2 separate regions of the Homo sapiens genome follow, and region 2 is linked to region 1. A link is a contact called in ENCODE Hi-C data. All regions are on one chromosome and are shown on one strand. Each heading gives the region's core, a stretch centred on a gene start or an enhancer-like site at or near the end of the contact. The rest is flanking DNA. Distances are from core to core; before and after follow the strand shown. Region 1 holds the start of SPTLC3 (serine palmitoyltransferase long chain base subunit 3). Region 2 holds the start of TASP1 (taspase 1).

What was found. Hi-C counts contacts between places; a loop is a spot of excess contacts on that map. Pooled maps may share reads with other maps.
Region 2: a pooled map shows a loop between it and region 1 (9-fold over the local background). The contact joins the promoter of TASP1 here to the promoter of SPTLC3 in region 1. A Hi-C loop is called at or near these places in 7 of 50 pooled maps.

Annotation. Positions count from the first base shown.
Region 1 is chr20:13,004,599-13,011,270 of GRCh38, reverse strand. SPTLC3 (serine palmitoyltransferase long chain base subunit 3) reads right to left here and starts at 2,299. Exons shown (of 12, transcript NM_018327.4): 1 at 1,887-2,299. The coding sequence starts at 2,003.
Region 2 is chr20:13,635,553-13,642,224 of GRCh38, reverse strand. TASP1 (taspase 1) reads left to right here and starts at 3,293. Exons shown (of 14, transcript NM_017714.3): 1 at 3,293-3,331. RefSeq lists a silencer at 3,393-3,542 and enhancers at 3,733-3,822, 3,436-3,936.

The DNA of each region.
Region 1 (6,672 bases), core at 1,050-3,549:
AAAGGGTCCCAAGGATCAAAACTGGTGGCAAAGGAACTTGAGAGTAAAGACAACTTCGTTCCCATCATGGAGGGGACAATAAGCCCTCGTTTGCCCTATTACACTATGATCTCAGCCGGGTTTTTTTTGTTCGTTTGTTTTTCTGAAAAATATTTTTTAAGCCATAATTGAGGCTCTCAATGAAAGCCAATTGTAGCTTAGTGACACCTAAATATGTCTGAGACAAGAGGCTCTGGATGGCCCTTCAGGAAGGCAACAGCAGCCCTGATGTTTTCGACCGTTCTTAGGGAAGCCTCAGTGTCCAAGGATATTTACAGTCTTGCAGCTGCACTTCATAATGAACCTTTAGAATCCTGGGTTTTATCCTTACTTAGGAGTGGTTATAACTGTCTAAGTTTCTAATCTCATACCTCGAATGTGATTATAAAACCAAGATAAAATAAATAAAAGGGAGAAAAGTTAAGAAGGAATCTCTTCCCAGATGAGATCCCTCAGGGTCAGAATAATCACAAGGGTAAGTAGATGAATAGCTTGTGAGTTACAGGCATTCCAGAGGCAAGGATCGTCTTGAGTAGTGGCCTGAATTGATATTTAGTGATGCATAAGTGGTGGATATTACTGCAATTTCCTTCATACAACTGACAGGAGTTGAGCACCTTCTCTTCACATTGCTCCAGGTTTCAGATCCTCAGGTGGGACAGGCCAGTTCTGAGGTTTCTGATAGACACCTCCCAGCGTTGGACAGTGCCTTTTGTTAAGAGGGGAATGCTTTTGGGGACCACAGCCTGTTTACACACAACTCAGGCTCTAGAGCTCCTTTAGCCTCTTCCAATTGCACACACGAATGTAATTCACTGAGAGGAGGACTGGCCCCAGCCAGACCCACCTGTCCTGTGATCTTAGAACAATCTGCCTTTCCTGTGGGTGGATACTTGCTCTCTGGATGATCAAATGATGGAAGATTGCATGGGGCTCCCTGTGCCACTTCTCTTTCCAAACAGGAGGCTACCTGTTTGACTACTTGGGCTTGCTCCTCAGGCAGATGAGCTCACTTCTGCTGCTCAGAGCAGAGTGACACGGGATGTCCTGTGGGGAGTGGGGAACTGCCTTACATAAGGACCTCACAGACCCAGGCTCTCTCTTAAAACAAGCTGACAACTTTCCTCGAGTTCCTCCTGCCTAGGACACTCTGCAAACATCCCGGTGCAATAAGAGTGAAAAAAAAAAAAAGTGTCAAGTTGGAAAATACAAGTTTGTTTTAAAGATGCTGTTCTGTTTTCTGAGAGCAGTGTGTCACAATCAGCCCTGCTTTCTGAAGTGTTTTGGAAAAGAATGTCTGTGACGTCACATTTCAAAGAAATACTGTGGCCTCAAATCAAGTAGTGAGCTAAAACAATGCTCCACTACACACCAATAATAACTCGCCTTTCAAACAGTGATGCATTTCTCATGGACCTGGGAAGAATGCCATCTCCACCACATAATGTCAGCAAAATGTACTTTCACTTCCTCTTTTTCTTCTGAAGCATGACGGTTGTAGCAGGTCTCTTGGACAAAAATATATGCAAAGAGTTGGAACTTTCTTAATTCTTCCCTCCCCGCAAAATGCTTGAGACAAAAGTCTAGTAGGTACATTTGTATTTTAGGGAGCCTGAAGCTGTGTGAGTCTGTGTGTATCCTCTTTTGCATACAGAAGACATTTTCTCCTTAATCCACACCTAAACTTTTTGGTAGCCAAGCACTTTCTATTAACAGAGTCAACAGTCAAAACATGTAAAAACCCTTCATAAGATGAACTCTAAGTTAGGACAGCCTCAAATATCTTCACAGAGAAATATTGAAACGTTCAGGTAATTCAGAGAAGAGTAGGGGAGAGTGCCTCTTACCTGGGCTTCCTTCACTATTCCATTCTTTGTGCAGTTTCTGCTTTGTGAGCCATTGCTCTGTTTCTTGTGATTGTGAAGTTTCCCGTTGCAAACAGCACCACCTCCAGGGTTAGCCATGGGTGTGAAGTGACAGAGCCCGGGACAGGTTTTCCTTCAGAGGTCTCTGCAGGCTTTAGTTTTCAGTCTGCGAGGGGATGGGATAAAGCTCTTTGGGGCTGAGCCCTTAAAGGAATCTTACCAATCAGGCTTTTCCAGAAGAAGAGCAACAGCCTATCTTTTTGTCAGATCGTTGAAACTAAAACAAATGGTTACCTTTATACTTCTCAACTCCCGTCAAAATGTGAACTCCATGGCAACAAACCTGCTTCCGAAACTGTAAAGGAGATTGTCCATGCTGGCTCCTTCTGGGGACTGAGGGAACCTGGGGACTGAACAACCCAGTGGCAAAGTGTGAGGAGGCGGGCTGGGAGGTGGAGAGTCTTTTAAAGACACACACACACAGCACACTCACAGAGTCTTCTAAGTAACTGAGTTCTGAGTTAACCTCTTTTTCCCACCCCCTCTCTCCTGCATGTAATTGTGGTTTTTGGTTGTAAACCAAGCTCAAAAGTTAATATTTCTTTTTGCTATAAAATAGCATTCAGAGGTGGTTGCCAGGGCCTGGAGGGATGAGGCAAAGGGAAGTTATTGTTTAATGGGTACAGAGTTTGAGCTGGAGCAGATGAAAAAGGTATAGTGATGGATCAGTGCACAACAATGTGAATGTACTTAAACTAAACTGTGCACTTAAAAATGATTAAAATGGTAAGTTTCATGTGATGTATACATTTCCATAATTTACAAATGATTTGAAAAGATTTTTAAAAACCCAGTATTCAAAACCAACCTATGTTAAAATCAGTACTATAATAAGGGGGTACCAATCCATCAAGAATTCCAGTAAGACAGATGTTGAGGAGACAGAATATTTGATGACTGCGTTATCTTTATCTCGTGACCTTGGGGGAGGTATTTACCCACTTTATGCCTCAGTTTTTCCATCTATAAAATATCTGCTGAGGTAGAACAAAAATCATGCTGTAGCTTGGGTTTGTTACTGACGCAGGTGTGAGGTGGTTGATGACTGCAGGGTCCCAGTCCTGAAACACATCTGGTTTACTCACTAACTCTTATTCTCTCAATGCATGAATCTTCAAGGCTTTGTTTCTTCCTACCATCATCAAATGGCATGGTGACATGATTTGCTGGAGAGTCATTACAACCTGTTGAGTCTTCCCAAGTCCACCCTTGTGGTTTTCCTGAGTCGAGACTTCTTTAGCATCAGACTCTAAGAAAAGAAACCAATTTATTGGGGCAGTAGACAAAAACAAACAATCAAACACACACACACAAACAAAAAGAAAGAAATGGCCCCTGTTTCCAGAGCCTCATGTCCTGTAACTCAGCTCCCTTGGACAGGGTTCAGTTCTACTCCAGATTAATGTAGCTTTTGGAGGTGGACATGCTAACGCTTCTCCTAACTATGACTTGCATATGAGGGTACCTGCCTTTACCATCCCAAGGAATGCTGGAGGAATAAGATAAGGCCTGAGGCCAAGGTGAAAGACGGAGTTAATACCAAGTGTGTTCAGCCCAGTTTGTGTCTCAAGTTCAAAAATTTTATCGCATTTCTCTCAACCTTTATCATCAAAGTAGAAGTAGATTTTCACTGGTCTCTCCCTTCCATGGCTGTTTCACTGAGATTTGGGGGCTAAACTCTTGTAGGTTTATTTTCTTCTAAGATTTAGGAAATGGAGAGATGAAGAGGTAGAGGGGAGCACTATTGTTGGCCCAACTGCCTCACGTTACTTAGAAAGACAAGTTGAAGAGAGGGCGTTATTTTCCCTGAGCTCTATTGCTCAGTGCAAAGCATTTTTTTAATAAAGATTTTGAAATAAAACTTTTTTAACATTAGATGTCTCTTTTCTTTCTTCTTTTCTTCTTCTCCATCTCTTTCCTCTTTTCACATTTGTCCTTTTCCCTTTCCTCCCCCACCCTCCTCTTCTTTTTCTTCTTCTTTTTCAAATTTTCTTTTTACAAGGGACAAAAGGTATATATAAAATAAATCTTAAAACACAGCTGAATTCTGCTTTCTCCGTTTCCTTCCCCTAATTGCAATTGCTAAGGTTAGGTAATCACACATAGATTTCTGAGAAATATCTACTACGTGCTCTCACTCTTGAAACTTTTCTATTTTACTTACCGTATTGGAATGTGTGCATTGTTGTGTGTACAAAATTATATTAACACACCAACCATTTGGCATCAGGCACTGCTGGTATGTATAGTCAGTGGTGACTCATTGCTTCATACCATCTCCAGTTAAAATAAGCGAAGAGTTCTGTTGAAGTCAGTGGTAGGTTTAGGTTTAAGGTTTGGAGCAATACTAAAACACAGACTAAATATTGAGCAAGATTTGGCATCTCTGAACAACTAAATACATTTTGGATCAACTAGTAACCTCAGAAAATGTTTGAATAAGTACTCTGTATTTGCTGAGTCCTTGGTTCTCACAAGGAATAAAACATACACAGTCTCCACCTTCACAGAACTAAGACTCAGCAGTACCCACATGCCTTCTACTTAGGATATCTTACTATTAAAGGTAGAAATAAATCTTCCCACTAGTACATTAAAGGCAAAGATGATAAAATTAGCAATGGCCTTGTGGTGTTCTCCAAAGTAATGGTTTTGCCCAGATGCCAGATTCTCAGCTCCTCTCTTAATGAAGCAGCCAAAAAGGGAGATAACAGAATGAGGATAGGCAAGAAAGGGAAGGACAGAGGCTTGGCAATGTGTTGTGAAAACGCTCTTGGAACAACTTGGGGATAGAGAGTTGGCAAAAATGGGAGGATATGAGCAGAATGAACTGTCAGAATTGTACAGTGTACAGAAATCTGTTCATTCTCAGTGACTCAAGTTTTACCCATGTAATGGAGAGTGATGCTCATGCAAAACTAAATTTTCAACAGGTTAAGTGACTTTTCCAAAGCCACAGAATAATATGTGGTAGAAGTGGGTCATGAACTCAAGAATGTCTGGGTCTAAGTGAGTGCCGTTTTCCTTACACCATGACACCTCTCCTTCAGCTGTTGACTTGAGAACCATCAACCACCAAGAAAAGAAATAACAGAATCTGTTATTATTTGGGAGATTTCATTGGATTGGCCAAATAATGAATAAAAATGCTTTATTTGCTTTTTGATGTTTAAAAATTTGCAATATATTAAATTTTTTTACAAATGACTAATGACATGTCAATATCTACTAATAAGTCTACGTGGAAGTACTTAAATTTCCCGAAGAGTTCAATCTGGAAAAATTCTCATCGTAGAGACCATTCATTTCCATAGATTTCCCCATGAATAGGTTGTAAACGTGATGACCTAAGAAGGCCAGCCGCATGTGAGTTAATATTAAATTTGAACTGACCAATAAGTCATGAAAATTATCTGAGAAAACCCAGAAAGTGATCATGTCAATTTATCTGATATCAGGTGGAAATTATAACTCTTAATCAAGATCAAGTTAATTTTAGTTTTCACACTTTTGGGTTTTGCACACTGTTGTGATTGGAAAATCCATGCATAGCACATATTTAACATCACATATCTTTGCCCTGAAATAGATCATACTGACACAGTCAGTCCCTCATTCATATCCTTTTGACTTAGCTTGGAGGTCCCTGATACACGGTGTCAGCTGTTTTCTGTGTTTCTATGCCCAAGCAGGTTCTCTGACCATGGGGTATTCTCTGCTTCTGCAGTGTGGGCCAGGTGTGCTGGGAAATTCACATCCTTGAGAGCAACTCTCAGCCAACAAGGGACAGAAGTTGGTGCATAAACACCCCATGTTATTTTCTTCTTTATGGGACAATTCTGAGGCATGTTCACAGCCTCTGGAGAGATCCCAATGGGACTGTGGCTCTGTTGCCCTCAGTAGTAACCCTCTTATAAAAACACCCATTATTAAGTTTTCCTCCCTTCCTGGTTTTACTTATCCATGCTTCCTGAAAATACCCCCCAATAAACTACTTGCACCTAAATCCTTGTCTCAGAGTCTGTTTGTGGGAACCCAAATTAGGGCAACCAAGTCCATATTAGCCCATCAGATCTTATTGATCAGAGATCAAATTGGATCTTTTGAATGATCAATATTAGACTGTTCTGAAGATTGAGAGAGATATCATGTAGAAAAACTTAATACATTCATTTGGGTAAAACCTCATAAATTCTAGAGACAGACAGAAAATGTGTACTCTTGTGTCTCCCATAGGGAAGATTTGTGGAATTTATATAAGAAGAGGGTGTCTACAATTTAGTTGGGGAAGAAAAGTCATTAACTTTGAGTTATAATATCATAAAAACACCACATATTTTGAATGAGAAACAGGCTCTAGAAAGTCTTTTAGAATGTGCTTTATCTGCAGAAAAATTAAAACTAGCTTATTCTTTAGTTAATGCTTTGATGCAAAGAACACTTTTATGTTTCTAGCTAGCATGGGATGATAAACGGAAATTAAATGCTTAGCATTCTTATTCATTTTCTATTGCTACTGTAAGAAATTATCACAGACTTAGTGGCTGAAACAACACAAATGTATCATATTAGAGTTCTGCAGATCAGGAGTCTGACGTGGGTCTCACTAGGCTAAAATCAAGGTGTCAGCAGTGCTGATTTCTCTTTGGAGGCTGTAGGGGAGAACCTCTTTCCTTGGCTTTTCCAGATACTAGAGGTGTCCACATTC
Region 2 (6,672 bases), core at 2,044-4,543, 630 kb before region 1:
GGTGCAAGTGGTGAAGGGCAGTCCCTGGAAGTGAAGTGGGGTGCTGTTAGGAGAAATAAGAAGGAATTCATGCTGGGCAGGCGAAACAACTGTTGTCTACCATAGGACTGCTTGAAGGGTTGTCGCAGTCCATCTATAATTGAAACTTTCTTTTTTCCACGTGGTAGGCAAAATTCTAAGATGACCTGCAAGATTTCTACCCCTGGTGCACAGACCCTGTATGATCCTCTCCCCTGGAGTGTGGATGGAAGCTGAGAATATGATGGCCATCCCTCCTGAAACTTGACGACGAATCATTGACTCTGTGTTCATCAAAGGAGAGATTATCCTGGGGGACCTGACCTAATCAGTTGAGTCCTTTCAAGGTGGAAAAGTCAGAGAGGACTGCTCCTCCTGACCTTGAAGAAGACAAAAGTGGCCAGCTCTACAGCTGCAAGGATTTGAATTCTGCCAATCACCTGAATGAGCTTGGAGAATCGCTCTGGGCATCCGATGAGATGGCAGCTCTGACTGACACCTTGATTTCAGCCTTCTGAGATCTGAGCAGAGACCTGGACACCTGATCCACAGAAACGGAAATATTACATTTGTGTTGTCTTAAGCAGGTGAATTGGTGTTAACTTGCGGCACAACAATTGAAAACTATCACTATTGTTCTGCTACATTTCTGACACATGTGTTAAAGCAATAGTTTTCCAGGAATACAAAACAAAGGGAGACCCCCAGGGAACCAGGACAGAGGGGGCTTACTTAGAGTACAAAGATCAAGATGCAGCAGACATGATTATTTGAGATAAAGGAAGTAATTCCTCAGCTTGCTGCTTTTCCGGGTTTGGGAGAGGTGGGAACAGGAAGAGGGAGGCAACCAGATTTTTTCTGAAGGAGATTTACTAGTATAGACTTTCCTTTCAAATTTAACATGTTGAGTTAATCAAATAGATATTACAACTGTTCGTTATTAATATTTCAAAGGATCTCATTGTTACTGTACCCAATGCAGGTTAAAAATGTTAAAACTTGGGTCTGGGCTGGGCATGGTGGTTCATGCCTGTAATCCCAGCACTTTGGGAGGCCGAGATGGGTGGATCACCTAAGGTCAGGAGCTCGAGACCAGCCTGGCCAGCATGACAAAACCCCATCTTTACTAAAAAGACAAAAATTAGCCGGGCGTGGTCACGGGCACCTGTAATCCCAGCCACTGGGGAGGCTGAGGCAGGAGAATCACTTGAACCGGGGAGGCAGAGGTTGCAGTGAGCTGAGATCGCACCACTGCATTCTAGCCTGGGCAACAGAGTGAGACTCTGCCTCAATAATAATAATAAAAAAAAGGGTCCGAAGAATTTTGTTACTTTTACTTGAGCAGTATTCACCTACCAGAGGATGGCCTGTGTGGCATCTGGGTGTGATACCCAAGACAAAAGTATACAGAGCAGCACTGGGAGATGATTATTACAATGTAGTTAAATTCCAGGAAGAATGTTGCCTAAGAAATGGAAGGGAGCATGTCTATGTCTTTTTAAAACTTTAACATCTTTCTTTTATTCCTGCTGGTTCCAGTTAATATTGCTGTGTAAAAATCCACTTTAAAGGTGCAAAAGAACAACTATTTTATTATGCTGATGGATTCTGCGGGTGAGGAATTCAGAAAGGTCACAATGGGGATGGTTTATGTCTGCTTCCTAATGCCTGGGCCAAACTTTCTGGCACTATATAACAAGGGCCCCATTTTCTCCAGCTTCCAATAACATCTTCCTTAGCTCCCTTTAAGCCCTCATTGGCAGCTTCCTCAAGTCCTTTTAGACTCTTGTTAATACTTTGGATCCCTTCCTGCTCTTGCTGCTTCACCTAGTTCCAAAGCCAGTGCCACACGTTTTACTTTTATGATGTTATTATGTTATGTTTTGTTATAATATCCATCCTACTTCTAGGTAACAAAATCGGTTTCAGTTACTATTGCTATGTAATAAACTGTTATTCTTACTATGTAATAAACTTCTTCCCCTTGCCCCTCCCTAAGAAGTCAGTGGTAGAAGAGAAAGAAAAAAAGCCCCAAGTTACATAATAAAACCACATAGGTTATATTTATAATAATGGTATCAGTGGTTCTCGAACTTTTTGGTTTCAGCATACCTTTATACTCCCCAAAATAGTAGAGAACACTCCAAAGCTTTTGTTTCTGTGGGTTACATCTATTAATATTTACTATATTAAAAATTGAATACAAAGCTGAAATGTGGCTGGGTGCGGTGGCTCACGCCAGTAATCCCAGAACTTTGGGAGGCCAAGGCAGTAGGATCACCTGAGGTCAGGAGTTCGAGACCAGCATGGCAAACATGGTGAAAACCCGTCTCTACTAAAAATACAAAAAATTAGTCGGGTGTGTATCGAGCGCCTGTAATCCCAGCTACTCAGGAGTCTGAGGCAGGAGAATCGCTTGAGCCCGGGAGGCAGAGGTTGCAGTGAGCCGAGATCGTGCCATTGCACTCCAGCCTGGTTGACAGAGTGAAACTCCATCTCCAAAAAAAAAAGAAAAAAACCAACAAAAAACTGAAATGTTAAAAAGTTATTTAAAATAACAATAATAAACCATTATGTGTTAATATAATTAAGACATTTTAATGAAGAATAAATATTTTCCAAAAACAAAAAAATGTGGTAAGAAAAGTGTTATCTTTTGCATTAGTGTAAATTCCTCTATAGCTGGCTTAAAGAAGCCAGTTAGATTCTCATTTCTGCCTTTACATTCAGTTCGACGTGATGTTTTGGTGGAAGTATAAGGAAAATCCATCAGTCATGGGTCATCAAAACCCATGACTGGGTTTCGGTCTTACATCCTAGCCGATAAAAGACCGCCTACACTCCTTCCCCCTGGGCAAGGCTCGTGCCCCAACTCCTACAAGCAATGCAGGCTGAACCTTAGTTTTCCCTACCGTCTAACAGTGCTCTAAGGATTGAAAGAAAGTAACTCTTAAGCGACACCTAGATAAAATGATGGTCAGTTTAATTTCATTTCTCATCACAGTATTAGTCAATCAACCACTCAGATATAATCACATCCTGCGGGCTTATTCAGGGGCGGGGTGGGTAGAGATAAGCAATAGCGCATGCGCAGCTCAGAACGAAGCCCCAGGTGGAGTTAGCGCTGCACCTCTGAGGCCAGGTGAGCCGCTCCGAAGCGGAGGGCGGAGTCAGAGCCGCTTGTGGGAGGCTGCTTCCGACCACGTGGTACCCCGAATGACCAATGGGGAGACTTGATGTCAGCCCCGCTTCCTCACCCTGGCAACGGGCGGGTGACTACTTCCGGTGCAGTGAAGGCTCGGGGCTGAAGCGGGTGAGTGTCCCTCTTTCCCACGCTGTCCGCGCCGCTGCCGCCTCCGCGCTGCTGCCTCTGTGTGTGGGCCCCGTACGCTAGCTGGGACGTCCTCTCCGGGTCCGAGAGGGGGCGGCGCGCAGGACACCCCTTGCCCCGGGCGGGGCTAGAGGAGGGGGCCAGGATGTCCCTAGTTCCCTAGTCTTGGTCGCTCTAGGCGGCCCCGTCGTCCCCCTTCCCAGCCTCATCTCCGGCTTGGCGTCCTCGTGGCCACCGGGGAAGTACTGTCTGTATGTGGGGAGTTCTCGCAGTTCTTCACCCACTTTGCAGTCTCAGGCTGGAGATGTCTCAGAGTCCGAGGTTCGCAGACAGCCGAGAATGTGCGCCTTGTCCTGGGTGGCGGGTTGGGGGTAAGGCAGCCCCTTACTTAGTAATAGAGGCCTGATGAGAGTCCTGCGGGTCGTTAGCACTTACTACTCAGGGGGAGGAGGAGGAGGAAGAAGAGGAGGAGGAAAGGACCGAGAAGATGGAGCAGCTGGAGAGGAGGGGGGGAAAGCAGGAGCTAGAGATGTCCTGGAAATCGAGGGTATCGTGTTTCCGGAAGGAGAGAGTTCAACTTTCCTGGCTTCTGTAGGGGAGGGGAAGGAAAGGTGTGTTAGGGGCCATTAGATTGCTGAATTATTATTATTCTTTATTAGCGAAGGAATTTTTACTTATATTCTTAGGAGTTTAATAATTTATCTTTTTTGTTGTAAATAAAACTTTTCCCCACCACTTACAAAAAGCAGTGCTTACTAAGGAACATCTGGAAAATGCAGAAATAGTTATGAAGAGATCACCTATAGTTCTGCCAACCCAGCATTTTGATCTTTTTTCTAATATTTTATTCATATTAACCTATTTGTGATCATAATGTATGCGTGTAAAATACGGTTATAACTAAGAGGCATAGTTACATACATTGTGTTCATTGCACGGATAGATTGTCTTTTTTCCTCTTGAGAAAGTCTTATTAAGGTATTCATGCACCATAAAATTTATTCTTTAAAATTGTAAATTTCAGTGCTTTTTCTCATATCGCAAAGTTGTGCACCCATCACCACTATCTACTTTCAGAACATTTTCATCACCCCCAAAAGAAATCCTATACTCATGACAGTCACTCCCCATTAGATTCTCTGCTTTCTCTCCCAGGCCTTGTAACCACTAATCTACTTTCTGTATCTATGGATTTTCCTATACTGGCATTTCATATAAATGGAATCATAGAATATATGGCCTCACTTGTCTGGTGTCTTTCAGTTAGTATGTTTTCAAGGTTCATCAATGTCTGTGTATCAGTATTTCATTCTGTTTTATGGATGGGTAATGTTCCATTGTGTGAATATGCCACATTTTGCTTAACCATCATCGGTCGATGGACATTTAGGTTGTTTCTACTTTTTGGCTATTTTGAATAATTCTGCTATAAACATCTGTGTACAAGTTTTTGTATGGACATACGTTTTCAGTTCTCTTGAGTATATACCTAGAAGTGGAATTGGTGGGCATATGGTAACTCTATGTTTAACTTTTTGAGTGAGTGCCAAATGTTTTCCAAACTGGTTGCACCATTTTACATTCCCACCAGCAGGTTATAAGGGTTCTGATTTTTTCATATCCTTGGGAGCACTTATCTTTCTTTTTGGTTATAGCAGTCTTAGTGCTTATAAAGTGGTAGCTCATTGTAGTGTTGATTTGCATTTCCCTGATGGCTAATAATGTTGAGCATCTTTTAATGTGCTTATTGACCCTTTGTATATCTTTGGAGAAATGTCCATTTAATTCCTTTGCCCATTTTTAAATTGAATTGTCTTATATTAAAGTTGTATGAGTTCTTTCTATATTCTAAATGTAAGTCCCTTTCCAGATACATGATTTGCAATATTTTCTTGCGTTTTCTCCCATTTTATGGGTTGTCCTTTTACTTTCTTGAATGGTGTCCTTTATCTACTTAGAATTTTTTTTTCAAAGACTTGTCAAGTGCAATAGGGAGGATATTTAGAGTTAATTTTTCTGTATGATGTGAGGTAGGAGTTCAGTTTCATTCTATTGCATGTGGCTATCCAGTTCTAGCATCATTTGATGAAAGGACTGTCCTTTCCTCCATTGAATGGTAGAAACCATTTCAACACTCTTGTTGAAAATCAGTTGATCATAAAAGTGTAGGTTATTGTTTTCTTAACCGTTTTTCTGTATTGGACATTTAGGTTGCTCCCAGATTTTTGTTATTCTAAATTATCCTGTGTTAAACATGGTATAAAAGGCATAAAACCTTTTCTCTATTTAGTTATTTTGGTAGAAAGTTTTCTCAGAAGTGGAATTACTGGTTAGAAGATGAATTTAAGTATGTCCTGGAGTTCATTTAATGAGGCATTAAACCTTCAATATCACGATGTTAAAAGCAACAACACAAGGCTGGGTGTGGTGGCTCACGCCTGTAATCCCAGCACTTTGGGAGGCCCAGGCAGGCGGATCATTTGAGGTCAGGAGTTCAAGACCAGCCTGACCAACATAGTGAAACCCCGTCTCTACTAAAAATACAAAAAAAAAAAAAAAAAAATTAGCCCGGCATGGTGGCCTGCGCCTGTAATTCCAGCTACTCAGGAGGCTGAGACACAAGAATCGCTTGAACCTGGGAGGCAGAGATTGCAGTGAGTTCAGATCATGCCACTGCACTCCAGCCTGGGTGACAGAGTGAGACTCTGTCTCAAAAAAAAAAAAAAAAAAAAAAAGCAACAACACAATTATTTATTCATGAGTTGTAATAGCTTAAGGGCTGGATTTCTATCAAAGCCCTTTGCTGTAAGATGGATGAATTCCATGACTTACTTCCTTTTTCAACTGCTTCTTAAAGAATAAGCAAACCTACGGTGAAAAACTTTAACACCACAGCAACAGGACGTGGTAGTTTTCAAAGTGGTGTAAGAAAAAAAAACAGTGTCATCACATACAGTAGGAAAATAAAACCATCTTTTAGAGAGATGAGGCAAGATTTAGACCTTAAATTAGTGCCATGAAAGTCCCTGCAGAGCGTGTTTTGGTTAGGCCAAGAGTGAGGTGGACCTAGATTGAGCTATCCATAAAACTTGTGGCTATAGGTAAGACAGAAGATAAAGTTAGGAATCATCTGATTTGCTGAGAGGATAGTTTTGAAAGGTTGGCAGTAGATGAAGTTGCTGAAGGTTGGCCGGGAGTGGTGGCTTACACCTGTAATCTCAGCAGTCTGGGAGGCTGAGGTGGGTGGATCACCTGAGGTCAGGAGTTCGAGACCAGCTTGGCCAACATAGTGAATTCCTGTCTCTACTAAAAATACAAAAATT